Regions from separate parts of the Mus musculus genome. Here region 2 is linked to region 1. The links are chromatin contacts, found by POLR2A ChIA-PET in ENCODE. All regions are on one chromosome and are shown on one strand. Each heading gives the region's core, a stretch centred on a gene start or an enhancer-like site at or near the end of the contact. The rest is flanking DNA. Distances are from core to core; before and after follow the strand shown.

What was found. ChIA-PET counts read pairs that join two places held with the same protein, here RNA polymerase II (POLR2A).
Region 2: POLR2A ChIA-PET joins it to region 1 with 13 read pairs in embryonic stem cell. The contact joins the promoter of Slc27a1 here to the promoter of Mrpl34 in region 1. POLR2A ChIA-PET finds 5 or more read pairs at or near these places in 4 of 5 experiments (Patski and embryonic stem cell).

What each region holds. Positions count from the first base shown.
Region 1 is chr8:71,461,566-71,469,492 of GRCm38, forward strand. Mrpl34 (mitochondrial ribosomal protein L34) reads left to right here and starts at 3,361. Exons shown (of 2, transcript NM_053162.2): 1 at 3,361-3,502; 2 at 3,685-4,188. The coding sequence starts at 3,438. The coding sequence ends at 3,898. It overlaps Abhd8 (abhydrolase domain containing 8), which reads right to left and starts at 2,092. Exons shown (of 5, transcript NM_022419.3): 1 at 1,901-2,092; 2 at 1-407. The coding sequence starts at 1,910. It overlaps Dda1 (DET1 and DDB1 associated 1), which reads left to right and starts at 7,629. Exons shown (of 5, transcript NM_025600.2): 1 at 7,629-7,760. The coding sequence starts at 7,758.
Region 2 is chr8:71,567,815-71,575,625 of GRCm38, forward strand. Slc27a1 (solute carrier family 27 (fatty acid transporter), member 1) reads left to right here and starts at 2,780. Exons shown (of 12, transcript NM_001357182.1): 1 at 2,780-3,074. The coding sequence starts at 2,908.

The sequences.
Region 1 (7,927 bases), core at 2,111-4,610:
TCGCCCGCTGCCTGGGTTGGCCCGGGTGTCTCCTCCTGCGGGCTCAGCCAGCTCAACCTCGAGTGCAGCAGGCGGGTCCCCGGAGCCACTGCGGCCTTGCAGGTCGGCACGAGGCGCTCGGCCCAGGTTCTCCACCACCAGCCTCCCGTTGCGGTACACTGTGATACGGCGCTGGCAGCGCACAAGGCCCGTCTTGACCCCTGGATCATCTTCAGGAGGTGGTGGTGGCGGCGTGGGGATGGGCGCGGGCCCCGCATGCTTTACCCGCAGCACCCGGCCTGGCTTGACCTCCACGAATGTGTAGCCGTCACTGGACTCGACACTCTCCAGTGGCCGCACGGCGTTAGGGGGAGTCCCCAGCAGGCAGCAGAAAAAGCCATCTGTCACCCCAGTCAGCATGGTGTGTTCTGGAGAGAGGAACAGTGGCTAGCTCAGTGTTGGTGGCTCTGGTCTTGCATCGGGTAAGCAGGACCTGGAAGCCCCTTCCAGGTTTCCCCAGACACCCCAATGCCAGACAAGTTCTCAGGGTGTCCCTTAGTACAATACTGAAGAGAGCATGGGGGAGGGGGGCTTCCAGAAGGAGAAAACATTAAAGCAAGAGCCCATTGCAAGGAGACCCTTGCCCCACCAGCTGGAGTTTATCATTTATTCACAAATCCGTATCTTTATGTACAAATTCATCCACACACTGATTTATGCAAGCATGGATGCAAGCTGGTTTGCATGCTTACTTTTGAGAAAGAAACTCATGTAGCCCAGGCTGGCTTGGAAATCCTCATGCTGCCCAGACTGACCTTGCTCTGCCTTCCACCTCCGGAGTTGTAGCAGGTTGAGCATACAGGTGTTCCTAAGACCAAAGGGAACCTCGAACTCCCACAGTCCTCCTGCCTCTACCTTCCCAAGTGTTGGGGTGACAGATGTGCATCAACATGATGCCATTGGTTTGTTTTTGAAACAAGGTCTCATTCTGTCGTCCTGGGCTGTACACTGGTCTCAAACTCCTTGCAATCCTCCTGCCTCCACCTCTGCCAGTACTAGAATGACTAGTGTGAACCCCGATCACTGCCAACCTTTTACACGGGGTTTCATTCTGTAGTCCATGCTGGCCTCAACCTTGTGCCCAAGCTCCTGGGTGGTGAGATGACAGCCCATAAAGCCTGGCTCTTATTCTAAAATGTCAAAGTTCTTAGCTCAGGCCTCTAGTGTTAATCTGACTAGTGACGAATGAGGCGGGGGAAGGATGTTGGCCACTAGAACTCGGGTTGTATCCGGCTCCAGGTTCAGAAGAGAGCTAGAGCTGACTTGCACAGTATCGAGAACTGATGGAGGTTGCTGCCCTCAGCATCCTGTGTTCAAAGGGTACACAACCCTAGTGGCAGCCAGGAAGATAAAGGCAGAACCTGACTGGGGGCTCTGGGCCTCCATCCGGTTCCCTTGGCCACCCCCCCCGGTGTCCATGACAACCACAGGCGGTTACATAACTCCAGGGGATACCGGAGCAGCACACCCCCATTGTCTGAGGCATAGGGATGGGGCCAGCTTCGTTTTTCCATCACGGCCTGGGCGCCGCTGGAGTGATGGTCATTAAATACCCCGCTCGTGATAGCCCCGGATGCACTTGAGGGGAAAGCAGGCCTTGCTCCTCATTTCTAAGGCTGTGGAACCCCGACTGTGGCGGCTTCTCTAAAGCGCAGCGCCAGTCCTGTTTCCCAGCCCGACCCGCTTTTCCCTGGAGTTCGTCACCCCCGCGGTGGGGTCAAGGCTACCGGGGTTCCGCAGCATCCTAGCAGTACGAATGCGGAGCTTGGCGGTTATCCACCCCCGGCAGCGACACCCCCCACCCCTCAGTGGAGGCCTGGCAGCCTGGTGACTCCTCTCTCGGGGAACAGAGCCAGCTCACCTGAGGTCATCGAGGGGCCCGGGGCCCGAGGCAGGACGCAGGGGTCCCGGGCGGAGAAGCCAGCGTCCACCTGCAGGTGCCGCTTACATGGTGGTGCGGGGTTGGCCGCATTAGCGCGGACAGGCGCGGGCCCGGACGGTCAACGCAGGGGCATCCCGCAGCCGCGTAGCAAACCGGCCCTGTAAGTCCCACCCAGCGTGGGCGGGGCCTGGAGCAGATGGGCAGGCATCTCGGCCTATGGCAGCGGCGAGCCGTCTGGCCTAGATAACCGTCCAACCAGAGGCTTCTCTTCCCAGGATCAGCGCGCGGTCTGCAAGCAGCAGCCCCACCCCTGTGAAGAGTTTGGGGGGAATGAGGGAGGGATGGGCTAGAGCCTGGACCGAGAAGGGCTTGCAGTCGAGGGACAGCGAGTAGCTTGGGGGTGTGGTGGATGTGCTCTGTCTGGGACAGGGTCTCCTCAGCCAGCTTCTGCCTCCCGCAAGGCGGTATGCCCTCTGTCTCTTGACCTTCTCGTTCTGCACACTTCCAAATCTCTACACTTTCAGGTCGGGAAACAGACAAAACATCAAGGCAGGCATTTGAACCAGAGGCTGTGTCAGAAGTGTCAGAGCTGCTGCAGAACTAGCGAATGGGAATTGCATCCTAGTGATGGGGTCTCTGCTACACCAAGACTGAGCCCCAGGCTAACCTTCCCACCCTGGCGCGCTGTTCGCTCATGGGCTCAAGGTGCAGCCCAAACACTTGTCGCCATCCCTTCTACACACCTTCTACATACAATAAGTACTCAACACATCGCCTCAATTATTTGTAGGCACAACTAGCCATTTTACCATTTAGTTCATGGTAAGGACCATGAACTTCAGAAATGCTGGTGTGTACGGCTTCCTGTGGCTGCTGGCACGGCTGTCTGGACATCTTCTTTAAACAGTGGAGAGCTATGGAAGGTGTGTGAACAGGAGTCCAGATCTGAGCTGCGGGAAGAAAATTCCCCCAGGCCAGCCTGAAGGATTAAACTAACCAGAGCAAATTCACAACGCACGAGTTTTCGAGATTATGAAGAGCTGGAACTCAAGGACATCCGGGCCGCGCGCCAAGAGAAGTCTTGGCTGCGGGCGCCAAGAAGCTGCCAGCCCGCTGCGTGCCAGCTGCCCGTCTTCAATGAGGGCGGGTGAAAAGGCCAGCAGCCAGTTCTCCAGACTGCTGCCAGAGTCGTCACCACCACTCTGGGGCGCCCTCTACCAGTGGCCGAGGCGAAGAACTACAACTCCCAGAAGGCCAGGGGGACAGAATGTCATACGCACACGCAGGAGTTTACATTCGTTCGCCCTCTCCTGGTCATTTTGGAGAACTACATGCCACTGAGGACAGACATCCCCCAACCCCCACCCCACTATCGTCACCTGCAGGTGTGGAACTACAGCTCCCGGAAGGCCCCGCGGCAACAAGAACTACATTTCCCAGAAGGCATTGTCAAGGAGCCCAGAGTGTAGGAACTGGCATTGACCCGGACGACCGGACCATTGACCCGCCGCTGGATATGGCTTTCCTAGCCCGGTGCTTTGGGTGCCAGGCCTGCAGATCGGTGGCCCTATTGAGTGGCAGGTGAGTGTTCAGAGATACCCTGCTCCAGAATGGAAACAAGGGTGGTCTCTATAGACTACCATGCGTACTTATGTAGCGCCTTTTGTAAACAAGCTCTTTTGTTGCCCTGCCCATTACAAAGGCGGCTCAGAAAGTCATACAGCGTACATTCTCTGAGATTCACGGTTCCTCTGGTCCCACAGGTATCTCCAGTCCAGAGTCTGGATGGGGCTCCCGGACTCCTGGCCTCTCCTCTCCCTGCAGCAGGCTCGCGGCCGCGCGCGCGGAAACGAGTATCAGCCGAGCAACATCAAGCGCAAGCACAAGCACGGCTGGGTCCGTCGGCTGAGCACGCCTGCCGGCGTGCAGGTCATCCTCCGTCGCATGCTGAAGGGCCGCAAGTCCCTGAGCCACTGAGGAGCGCAACGTCGCAGGGAATAGACTCAGACGCCGGTAGAGTTGCCCGAGGGCGAGAAGTTGGGGCAAGCTGAAAGTGGGGGTCTGTCCCTTCGTAGGTTTTTAGACGCATCCCCCGTCGACGGCTGCTTACCAACCACCAGCACCTGCGATACCTCATCCATTTCTGTGAATATATTTGAAGGCATCTTTGCAAGACGGGGTCATTAAAACACAGACACCACCCCTACGTTTCCAGCCATTCCAAAGTATTACCGACTTAATAAATATTCACGTTTCTTGAACCACTACGTATGTATTAACTTACAGTTCTGGAAGACTGGTCGGGGTTAGGGATCTTGGGGCTTCTGCTTGACCCCAGGACTCCAACAGGGCTTTTAGTTCATAGGTTCTGTGTCCCCATACAGGAAAGTATTCTCTCTCAGTTCCTGTGGCCTCTATGTTTCTATTTCAGATCTGACCCCCATGTGCTCCAACACCCCAGCTCTAAATCCACGTGACCCATCAGACAACGGGTCCCTTCATGACAAGGCAGGGGCTGCTGACATAACTCAGCAGGTAAAGGCGTTTGCTAAATAATGCTTCAGGACCTAAGTTCAATCCCAGGAATGCACACCATAAAAGGAGAGGACAGTCAGTTACTAACTACAGACGAGACATCGGGCCAAATCGGAAGCCAGCACCACTCTTAAATCACCCAGTGTGGCATTGTTTTAGATTGATGTATTTATATGTTGTATATGCCATTTACTTGTGGCTTAGTTTGGTTTCTACCAAAAACAGCTGGTAGAGGAAACAATTTATTCTGTCTCAGTTAACAGTCCATCTCTGAAGATGGTCAGGCAGGACCTGAAGGCAGGAGCTGATGCAGAGGCCTTGGAAGGGTGCCACTTGTGCTCAGCCTGCTCCTCATGGCTTACTCAGCCTGCTTTCTTATAGAATTTAGCACCACCATCCCAGGCATGGCACTACCCACAATGGGCTGAGCCCTCCCCAATAATCTCTGATTAATAAAATGCATAGCCATGTGCCGGGTGTGGTGGCGCACGCCTTTGATCCCAGCAGTCCGGAGGCAGAGGCAAGTGGATTTCTGAGTTCGAGGCCAGCCTGGTCTACAGAGTGAATTCCAGGACAGCCAGGGCTACACTGAGAAACCCTGTCTCGAAAAACAAACAAACAAACAAAAACAAAACAAAAAAAATGTATAGCCATGATGGCCTTGAATTCCTGACCCTCCTCCCAGACATGGCACTCTTGTGGGGAGGATAGGTAGGCAGTGTCAGATTTTGCCCTAAGTCTGGCTCTAACACCTGCTATAGTTCTCCAGAGGCCCAAGGTTTTAGTCCTACCTCAGGGGTCCAAATTCCAGGTCCCTCAGGCTTCCCCCCTATGTTGTAGTTACCCCCTATCCAATCCCTCCTGCAGACCCAGTCCTTTCTTCCAGCTGGGGCACACACCTTTAATCCCAGCATTCAGAATTTGAGACCAGCCTGGACTACACAGAGAAACCTTGTCTCAAAGAAAAGAAAATGTCCCACAGGCTTGCCTACAACCCAATCTTATGGAAGGATTTTCTTAATTGATGCTCCCTCCTCCAAGGACTCTAGCTTGTATCAAGTTGACATAAAAAATTATCCAAGAGAGTCTCAGTGAGTGAACTGTTTATGGTGCAAGCTTGAAGACCTGAGTTTATATCCCCATACTCACAAAAGGCCAGACATATCAGTGGCCCAAGCACTTGGGAATCAGTGGTAGGCAGATCCTGGGGGCTTGCTAGCCAACCAGTCTAGCCAAAATGGTCCAATTCCAGGTTCAGTGAGAGACCCTGTCATAAAATATAAATGAAGGGGCTGAGGCTATGCCTCTGGCAGAACAGTTGGCCAGCATGGAACAACCCAAGTTCCATACCTAGCACCCCACACACCCCGGTGAAGCACACTTGAGATTCCAGGGTCTCAGAGGCAGGATGATCAGAACAAATCATTCTTAGCAACATAGCAAGGTAAGGCCAACCTGGACTTCATGAATTCCTATTTCTAAGTGAACGAGGGCCAGTGGGATAGCTCAGCATGAAAAGGCACTTGCCAGTCAAGTCTGGTGACCTGAGTTGATACTGGAACCCATGTGAAGGTGGGTAAGAGGGGTCCTCTGCCCCCTACACATTCATCACACACAACAACACAGTGTAATGAACAGGCCAGTCAGTGAGGTGGGGAGCCATAGAAGAAGACAGCACAATGGAAGCCTTAGCTTCATGCCACACAGCGCTAGTTCAGAACCCATGTATGAAAAGTAAAGTTTAAAAGCTGAGTGTCAGGGGGCTGGTGAGATGGCTCAGTGGGTAAGAGCACCCAACTGCTCTTCCGAAGGTCTGGAGTTCAAATCCCAGCAACCACATGGTGGCTCACAACCATCTGTAACAAGATCTGACGCCCTCTTCTGGTGTGTCTGAAGACAGCTACAGTGTACTTACATATAATAAATAAATCTTAAAAAAAAAAAAAAGCTGAGTGTTGCTGGTGTACACCTTTAATCCCAGCACTAGGTGGGGCAGAGGCAGGCAGATCTGTGAAATTGAGGCTAGCCTGGTCTTCAGAGTGCCAGGGCAGCCACAGTACAAGTAAAACCCTGGGTGCATGTGTGTCATTCCAGCACTCAGGAGGAGATAGCTACATCCTAAGGGAATTCCAGATCCAGCCTAGGCTACACAGACCTGTCTTAAAAACATGAAATTAGGAGGCTGGCCAGGTGGCTCAACTATAAAAAGCTCTTATCACCATGCCAGATGACCAGACCTTGATCCTGGACCACACAGGGTGGAAAGGACTCCCAAAAAGTAGCCCTCGTTACATGAAGACTGTTGTGTACACACACACACACACACTCATAATTCTTAAAATGTTATACAACTTTTTCTGAGACAAGGTATGCTGTGCTGGAAGTCTTGCTCTGTAGACCAGGCAGGCCTCAAATTCTGAGATCCATCACTTCTACCTCCTGTGTGTTGGGATTAAAGGAATGTGCCCCTACCCCCACATTTCCTCTCATGTATTTATTTGTTTGTTTGTTTGTTTAAAGACTTGTTTATGCATGCAGCGTTCTACCTACATGTATGCCTGCTGGCCAGAAGAGTGCACCAAACCTCATTATAGATGGTTAGCTGGGAATTGAACTCAGGACCTCTGGAAGAACAACCAGTGCTCTTAACCTTTGAGCCAATTCTCCAGCCCTACATTTTCTTAATAAGTCCATGTTAGCTCTACCTAAAATAACAAAAGCCTTACTTCTGCCATCCCAGGAATTCGGGTGGCTGAGGCAGGAGGATTGCTGCATGTTTAAAGTCAGCCTGTACTATGAGACCTCAAAAAAATGAACTGTAGGTTGAGATCCAGCATAGGAGGCTGTGAGTTGGATGAACTCATTACAATGAGCCTTCCAGGGACATCATAGAAAAGGTGGAGCAGCTCCTAGAAGGAGCAGAGCCCTGCCGCATCGCTGGCGACCTGTGAACTACAACTCCCAGGACGCATCGCGCGGGTCGCCACCCACGTCCGGATCTCAAGTTCTTACTTCCCAAGCCCCGGGCGGGGTTTGATCCTTCAACCGAACTCGACGACGAAGGCGGAGATGCAGAGACCAATTATAACGCGAACGAGCACCGGTCGGCCAATGGGAGCGCGTCGGGCGCGGCCGCCGTGAAGGGCGGGGCCACCACGCGGGCCAATGACGCGCGGTGCTGTCGCCATCGGAGTGAGCTGCGCGGCGGCTGGAAGTGGCTGTGCGGCGGCTACTGGGAAGGAGGCTGCGGCTGCGGCGGCGGCGGCGGCGGCGGCGGTCCGGGTGGCAGAAGACGCGGACGATGGTGAGCGCGGCCATGCGGCCTCCCTTACTGCCCGGCATGGCGCCATGGGGTCCCCCACTGTCTCTGAAGGCTCCCCGCCCTATCCCCCCCCACCAGCCCCGGCCCCGCCCCTCACGCTGACCTGTGACCTATGACCCTTCCCCCGATCCCTCCGAGGGCTGCCCATA
Region 2 (7,811 bases), core at 1,530-4,029, 110 kb after region 1:
CTGTGTCCCGCTGCAATCTCCACTTGCTATGCAGCCAGTGTTGACCTTGGAGTTCCCACCCCTGCCTTGTTTATGAGGCAAAGGCAGGACCCCAGGATTTCCTGCTTTCTGGGCAAGCATTCTACCAAGTGCGGCTCTTCTTCCACACCTTCAGCTTTCCCAGTCAGGAACGGTCTAGCTTTATAGCTCAGGCCTCCTCAGCCTCACAAGCCTCTTCCTCCCTCTTCCTAAAATGGGGCTCAGAGGCAAGCCACCAGCCTTTATTTTCATTTCTTTGTATGTATGTACATATGTGTGTGCAAACGTATGATGTGCTGTGTGTGGAAGTCAGAAAACAACTCTTGGGAGTTCTCTTTCACCATGTGGGTCCTGGGGTTCAAGCAGAAGTCCTCAGATTTGGCAGCAATTGCCTTTACCTGCAGAGCCAGCTAGTCAGCCTGCCATCAACCTTTCAGATTTTGGGGAGCAAGGATGGGGAGCAGGTGCAGAGAATCTGATGAGGGGTCAAGAGCCCTAAACCTAAGCCTAAGAGCTTAAACTTAGCACTCTATAAACTAGGAGAAGGGGGGGGGTGCGAAGAAAGAGGAAGGGAGTAGAGGGCACAAGCTGGGGAGAGGAGGAAGTGGGGCAAAGGGCACAGGAGATGTTCCAGGAACATCGAAACAGGAGGAGGCAGTGAGCAAGTAGGAGGGCAGGCAGCAGGGCTGAATCCCAGCTGGGGGGGACGGCTGCAGCATTCAGTGTCTTTACCTGTAAAACTGGGGTAGAGGGGGAGAGGGCTGGTCTAGAGGGTTCTTGTTGACCCCTGGCTGGCTGGGCCGAGATCTTCATCACCACCACCACCCCCATCCCACCCACCTCTCTGAGACCAATGGCAGCTGCGGGTGGGGGTGGGGCCGCACTTGCCCAGCCTTGGCCTTCGAGTGGCGCTGGAAGCAGGCCCTGGCTGGCTTCTTCCCAAGGAGAGCTGTGGGAAGGTCGGCCAAGCGGGACAGAAAACAAGCTAGTCCGCAGGGTGGGCAGGGGGGTGTGGGAGGGTGGTTGGGAGGGAGGGACAGGGTAGAGGCACTCAGGGGCGCTGTGAGAAGCGCCCAGGACTCTGCAAAGGGCTCATCCCCTGAAGGGACCCACCAGCTAGGCCTGAGCTCAGAACTTCCCAGTCCAGACTTCTGTGAGAACCTGCGAGGGAGCAGCAAGGGCCAGGGATCTGTAAGCCTCAGAAGGTCATCTTGACAGCAAGGGTGGGGGCACCCCAGCAAGAGGCTAGGGATTGGGGCGCCTCTGGATAGGCGCTTAGGATTCTGGAATGCTAACATGGCTTGAGGGGGCTCTTGCCTTTGGGGAGCAACAAGAGATTCTGGGGTGCATTACGGTCTCTTGGGGGTGCTCCTGGCGTGCAAGAAAGGGTCATGTCGAGGGAGGATGGGAGCTGATGTGAGCCCTGGGGTAATGGGATGTGACTTGTTAAGGTTTGGGAGGTAGAATTGGGATTTGGGGGCTCCTTATCTCAAAGAGCTGCCTTTGCAGCTCTCTCCACCCCCGGGTGTGAATTTCGACTTTCTCGGAGTCTGGAATGCTGAGAAGCCTCGGGGCTTGGATCTAGGACAAGCTGGATCAGGCAAGCTCCAGCACAGGCAGGCGCTGGGCGGGAGTGGGTCATGGGCGCAGGGATGGGGATCTTGCAGACTTTCTGGGATTTAGCGGGACGGAGCCACACCCCTGGAGCCATAGCCCCGCCTTCAGCACCTGCTTGTTTTCACCGCTTGGTTGCCGTGGAGACTCGTAGGTACCCTGGGCTAGCCGCTCTAGCTTGAGAGTCTCGTTGGGTTGCGGGCTCTCTGGCCCGCGGTTCTTCTCGATGGCCTAAGCCTTCCGGAAGGGGGTCGGCCGGTGCGGAGCCGGGTTGAGGGGCTGAGAGCTTTTGGCCGCGGATTGGAAGGTTTGGGGCGGGACTAGGTGGGCCGCACGGACCGGGCCTCTCTGTGAACAGTGACTGTCGAAGCCTGGAGGCAACGCGGGAGGCTCAGGTAGAATCTGGGTCCCGAATGCCAGATAGTCTCGGGACTGTGGGCGGGCCCGCGCCTGTGGGCGGAGCCATAGGCATCACCTGGCGCGTAGCCCGGGTCAGTGCGGAGGTGCGGATGGGGGCGGAATGTTGGGACTGCTGAGGGCGGGGTCAAAGGCTTCACCTGTAGGGAGGGATTTGAGGGTAGAGTGATCACCTGTGAGCTAGGGGGGTGGGGTCACAGGCCTTCATCTGGAGGAGGAGCCTCGATCAGGTTGCCGGACTTTGATTTGAGGCTCCCAATGTGGGCGGAGAAAGAGGCCTCAGTTGGGGCGTGGCCTAATGATGAGGGGGATGATGGAGGCTGTCCTTGTAGGAACACCCAGCCTCTGAGGCCGGATAAGCATGAGGATAACAAGTGAATTTTGAGACACAGAGGAGGGATGAGGCGACATTAGGGCATGGCCTGGACCATTGGCTGCGAAGGGCCTAGGTGTGTGCGGGTTACTAGGCGACCCCAGGCTTGGAGGGCTGAAGCTCAAGGGTGGAGCTTGACCGTGGGGGTGTCTAGCCACGTGGTCAGTGCTTGGGGAAGGGGGGAGGTCTGGCTTTGATGGGCGGAGGATAAAGATTGATATGGAAGTAGCCAATCCCAGGCCTTGAGGCGGTCAATGTTAAGTAAACTGGTTGGATTTGGCTTTCTTGGTGCTTAGCTCAGCGGCGGCGGGGCGGGACCTGATACTAAGGTACACGCTGGGGGCGGGGCCAGGCTTGTAGTAAAAGCGTTTGGGTTTAGGCTACAGTGTGGAAAAAGAACGCGGCCAGGGTCTGTGACGTGACCTGGGCGGGATCAGGACTAGGTGGGAGGCGGTACCTGCGGTCTCAGCTGTGTGCTCCGCAGGATGCGGGCTCCTGGAGCAGGAACAGCCTCTGTGGCCTCACTGGCGCTGCTTTGGTTTCTGGGACTTCCGTGGACCTGGAGCGCGGCGGCGGCGTTCTGTGTGTACGTGGGTGGCGGCGGCTGGCGCTTTCTGCGTATCGTCTGCAAGACGGCGAGGCGAGACCTCTTGTAAGTAGATGGAGTTGAAATTTAGGGGTCGTGGATGCATGGCCCTCGGGCGAGCTAGAGTCTTGCAGGGTGGTGTGAGGGTCCCCTTATGGCCTGAATTTGGTTTTATTGTCTGGGCTGGGGCCAGAAGGTGGAATGACTGACTGGAGGGCTCTGCAGGGTCCTGCAGAAGACAGAACTCTGGGGGGAATTGTTAGGGTGGTCGTTTGCCACCGTTAGAGTGGGTAGCTGGTGGGTATTGAGAGTACTAGGGGTTCCGGTGGCGTGGTGTAGACTGTGAGAGGCTTCTGTGGGATTAGTGGGGTGACCCACTGTCCAGATTCTTGGAATGAACAGGTTTGGGGTGAAGGAGCATCTTGCGGAATCTACAGGACTAGGGTGTCTAAAGAATCTGTAGTGTTGGCCCCTCAGATAACATGTGAGTGTGGAACTTTGACTATTATTCAGGGTCGGTGGGACGGTCTCTATGTATGCACAGTGTATGCACAGCGTCTCTGAGGAGTCAGGGTGTGCAGGGAACATGGAGGCTTCTGGGGTAACCTTAGTGTTGATGGAATTCAAAGTCTCAGGTCAACCCTTGTGGGACCATCTGGGTGCCTTCACAGATCTTCAGGGAGGCAGACTGGGCATCGTTAAGAGTGAGGAAACAGGTTTATGGGGGTGGGGGCAGAGCAGAATGGTGTGGAATGGGGGGTCACAGACTTACTGGCTCTGAGCTTTCTTTTTTTCTTTCTTTTTTTCTTTTCTTTTTTTTAGTGGTTCTCACCTGCCTTTGCTTCCTGGATTGACTTTCTTTCTTCCTTTCTCTCTTTCTTTCTCTCTTTCTTTCTGTTTTTTCTTCTCCTAAAGAAGCAAAGAAACTTCATTTGAAGCAAATTAGTCATGTGGTCAGAGATGACACTGTGAGGAGTGACAGTCGCTCCCAAGGACTCCAGGTCTTGTTTTGGGAAATGGGCTCTCATGTAGCCCAGGCTGGCCTGGAACTCTTCATGGAGCCCAGGCTGTCCTGGAACTCCCGATCCTCTCCCTTTATCTCCCCTGTACTAGGGTGACACATGAGGTTGCTGCTGTGCCAGGGTGTAGCACAGGACTTTTGCATTCTGCCCACTGAGCCCAGGCTCAGTCTTTGCTTTACCTTGGGAGACAGGCTTTCATGAAATTCAGTTTCCCATTTCTTCCTTTTCTCTTTTTTGTCTTTCTCCCCATTCCTCTGTCTTGTCTTTCTTTCCCAGGCTGGTCTGGAACTTGAGATCCTCCTGCCTCAGGCTCTGGGATTAACGGGCCAGTGGCAGTGTTAAAATGAGTGTAGTCCACTTGTTGAGATGGCTCAGCACCTAGAAGGCTTGATGCTATTCCAGAGGGCCTGGGTCTGGCTCACTACCAAGCTCTAGTTCCAGGTCATCTGCCGCCATCTTCTGTCCACTGCAGGCTCCTGTGCCCATGTGTGCACATACACACATACAAGCTCTCACATATGTTTTAATGAGCAGAAGAAAGCAGAGCATGGGTGTATAACTCACCCAGTATGACAGGAGGCCATTGGCAGGTGTGGCAGTGTGACTGCAAACCTGGCTGGCTGCTGTGAACAGCCTTCACTTTTGGAATTGTCTTTTCTCATTGTCTTTGTTGTTTTGTTTTGTTGGTTTTTTTTTTAAATTATTTTTATTTCATATGTGTTGGTGTTTTTCCTGCATGTATGTCTGAGTGAGGGTGTCAGATCCTTTGGAATTGGAGTCACTGAGAGTTGTGAGCTGCCCTGTGGGTGCTGGGGATTGAACCCCGGTCCTCAGAAGAGTAGCCAGCACTTTTAACTGCTGAGCCCTCCTTGTCTTTTGTTGTTGTTGTTAATGTTTTTGAACCTGGATCTCCCCAGAGCCCAAGATGGCTTTAAACTCTCAACTCTCTTGCCTCGGCCTTCCAGTGCTGGACATCCCCGCCCTGCTGTGTCCAGTTCACCTGCTGTACAGGAGCATCTGCCAAACCCTGCCGAGTCTCTCAAGGGACTTTGCTGCAGGCTTGAGTTCTGGGGCTCTGGATGAAAGAAGCTGGGGGCGGGAGAGGCCCTGGGAAGGGCCAGGCTGGACAGAGGTGTCTTTGTACTCGGTGTGGGGGTGGCTTGGGCAGCTGCCAACCTGGGTGCCAGAACATGTAGTAGGGACAAAACACCGGATCCCTGCCTGCTGGCATGGGCCTGCTGATGAGAGGCAAGGTGGAGGGAAGGGCCCTGACAGGCCCACATTGTTGCCGGAACCTGGCCTGCCTCACAGATCCACCAGCTGTGGCCTGGTTCCCATCTGCAGCTTCCAGAAGAGCTTCCTGCAGCCCTGTCTTCTAAACTAACCCCCTTTCCCATCTTCATGGGTTCCTGGGGCAGTTAGTGGAGCTCTAAGCATAGCCGGTGGTCATACAGTAGGTGGTCAAGACTACGTGCTAAGAGTACACTGAGCGGGGTAGAAACCTGAGATCTGACTGTGAACCTTAGGCAGTCCTCTTATTTCTGATTTAGATCCTTGAGCAGCACACTTTCATTGAACAGCTGTTGGGGCGCCACTAGCATCTGTACTGTGGTGAGCCATGGAGGGTCTTGAGTGAGCTTTTCTCAGTTCTGACTCATCCTGTCCTTCACTTGCTGTGTGTGAGACCTCATCTCTGATAACTCAGATCTCTGAGCCATCAGCTTGTCTGTCAAGTCCCAGTTTGGAGACTGTAGACAGAGCACAGCACTGGTATGTTTATACTGGGTGTTTAATAAATGCTGAGCTAAACGACTTTGCCAGGACCACCCCATTTTTGGTTTTTGGTGGTGGTATTTGTTTTTCTTACTCTGGGTTTTTTTTGGTTGGTTGGTTTGTTTGGTTTTCTTTTCTTTCTTTCTTTCTTTCTTTCTTTCTTTCTTTCTTTCTTTCTTTCTTTCTTTCTTTATTTGGGGAGGGGGTTCGAGACAGGGCTTCTCTGTGTAGCCCTGGCTGTCCTGGAACTCACTTTGTAGACCAGGCTGGCCTCGAACTCAGAAATCCGCCTGCCTCTGCCTCTGCCTCTGCCTCCCAAGTGCTGGGATTAAAGGCGTGTGCTACCACTACCCGGCTTTTTTTTTTTTTTTTTTTTTATCTGAACTGGGTTCTGGTTTGTGAGTACGGTACCCTCTGTTTATTTTGGTCCTTGACCATGGTTCCTGGGATCTCAGGGACCTCCCCCCAGGGACTCACTGTTCAGGGGCCCAGAACATAAACACCCTAAAAGATACAGGCTTGAGCCCCAACTTGTCAGACTTTAACCCCAGGATGAGCATGAAAAACCAATTTTTAAAATGGTTGCTTAAAATTTATTTCATAAGAGTGGGTGTTTCACATACATTTGTATGTGCACCATGTACATTCCTGATGTGCAGAGAGGACAGGAGGACGTATGGGATCTCCTGGAACTGGAGTTACAGATGTTTGTCAGCCACTATATGGGTGCTGGGCGCCACTGAGCTGTCTCCTCAGCCCCCAGTTTCGTTTTAGGGCAGGGTCTTGCTATATAGTTGAGGTGGACCTGAACCCACGGGTCCTGTGATGGCAGGTGAGTGCCATCAGCTCAGCTCAGGATGCTCGCTCATCCACCTACCAACCAGTAGATACCTGTGTCTTCTTCACACTCGCCTTACTTATCCCACATGGGCAGCTGGGCCATGGGAGCCTAGCTCCCGGGCAGTCACCGTGTTCTGGCAGCTTGTCTGCATTGCAGTGAATACGACAGTATGACCTTGGCTGCTTCCCAGCACATCCTCACCATGCAGGAGCATGTCTGTGACAGACACAGCCCTCAGGGGTGGAAAGCAGCGTTGATGCACAGTACTGAGCTGGAGCAGGAAGGGGTGGAGTCATGGACCCTCAGGAGTAGGTGTCTCTGATGTGCTCTTCTTTGGGTTCATGAGATGGATGAGTAGCTCAGGAGGCTTGCCTGCAAGCCGTGGTACCCGAGTTCCATTCCCAGGGCACTCAGGTGGAGGAGAGAACTCCTTCGCACAAGTCATCCTCTGGTTTTCACACACACAGTGAATGGATGAATACAGTGATGAAACTAGCTGGATGTGGTTTCATACGCCTTTAGTCCCAGCACTAGGGGAGGGCGGGCGGGGGACACAGGCAGGTGGATATCTATAGGTTTGAGGCCAGCCTGGTCTACAGAACAAGTTCCAGGACAGCCAGGGCTATATGAGAAACCTCATCTTCAAAACAAAACAAAACACAGCAAAAATTAAAAGTTAAAATTCTCATTTTGTAACTACCAGGAAATAATCCTGGGTTAACAGAGGTATTAGTGTGTCCCATCACAGCTGACCTCTGAGTGACAGGGTGGAATGTGACATTGTAACATGCTGAGTCAGAGCAGTGAAAGCACTGGCTGCTTTACACTCCTCACTTACTCTGTGTGCTCTCATGTGAGCACAGGCGCCCTTGTGTGTGTGCTCTCATGTGAGCACAGGTGCCCTTGTGTGTGTGCTCCTGTGAGCACAGGTGCCCTTGTGTGTGTGCTCCTGTGAGCACAGGTGCCCTTGTGTGTGTGCTCCTGTGAGCACAGGTGCCCTTGTGTGTGTGCTCTCATGTGAGCACAGGTGCCCTTGTGTGTGTGCTCTCATGTGAGCACAGGTGCCCTTGTGTGTGTGCTCTCATGTGAGCATAGGTGCCCTTGTGTGTGTGCTCCTGTGTGAGCACAGGTGCCCTTGTGTGTGTGCTCTCATGTGAGCACAGGTGC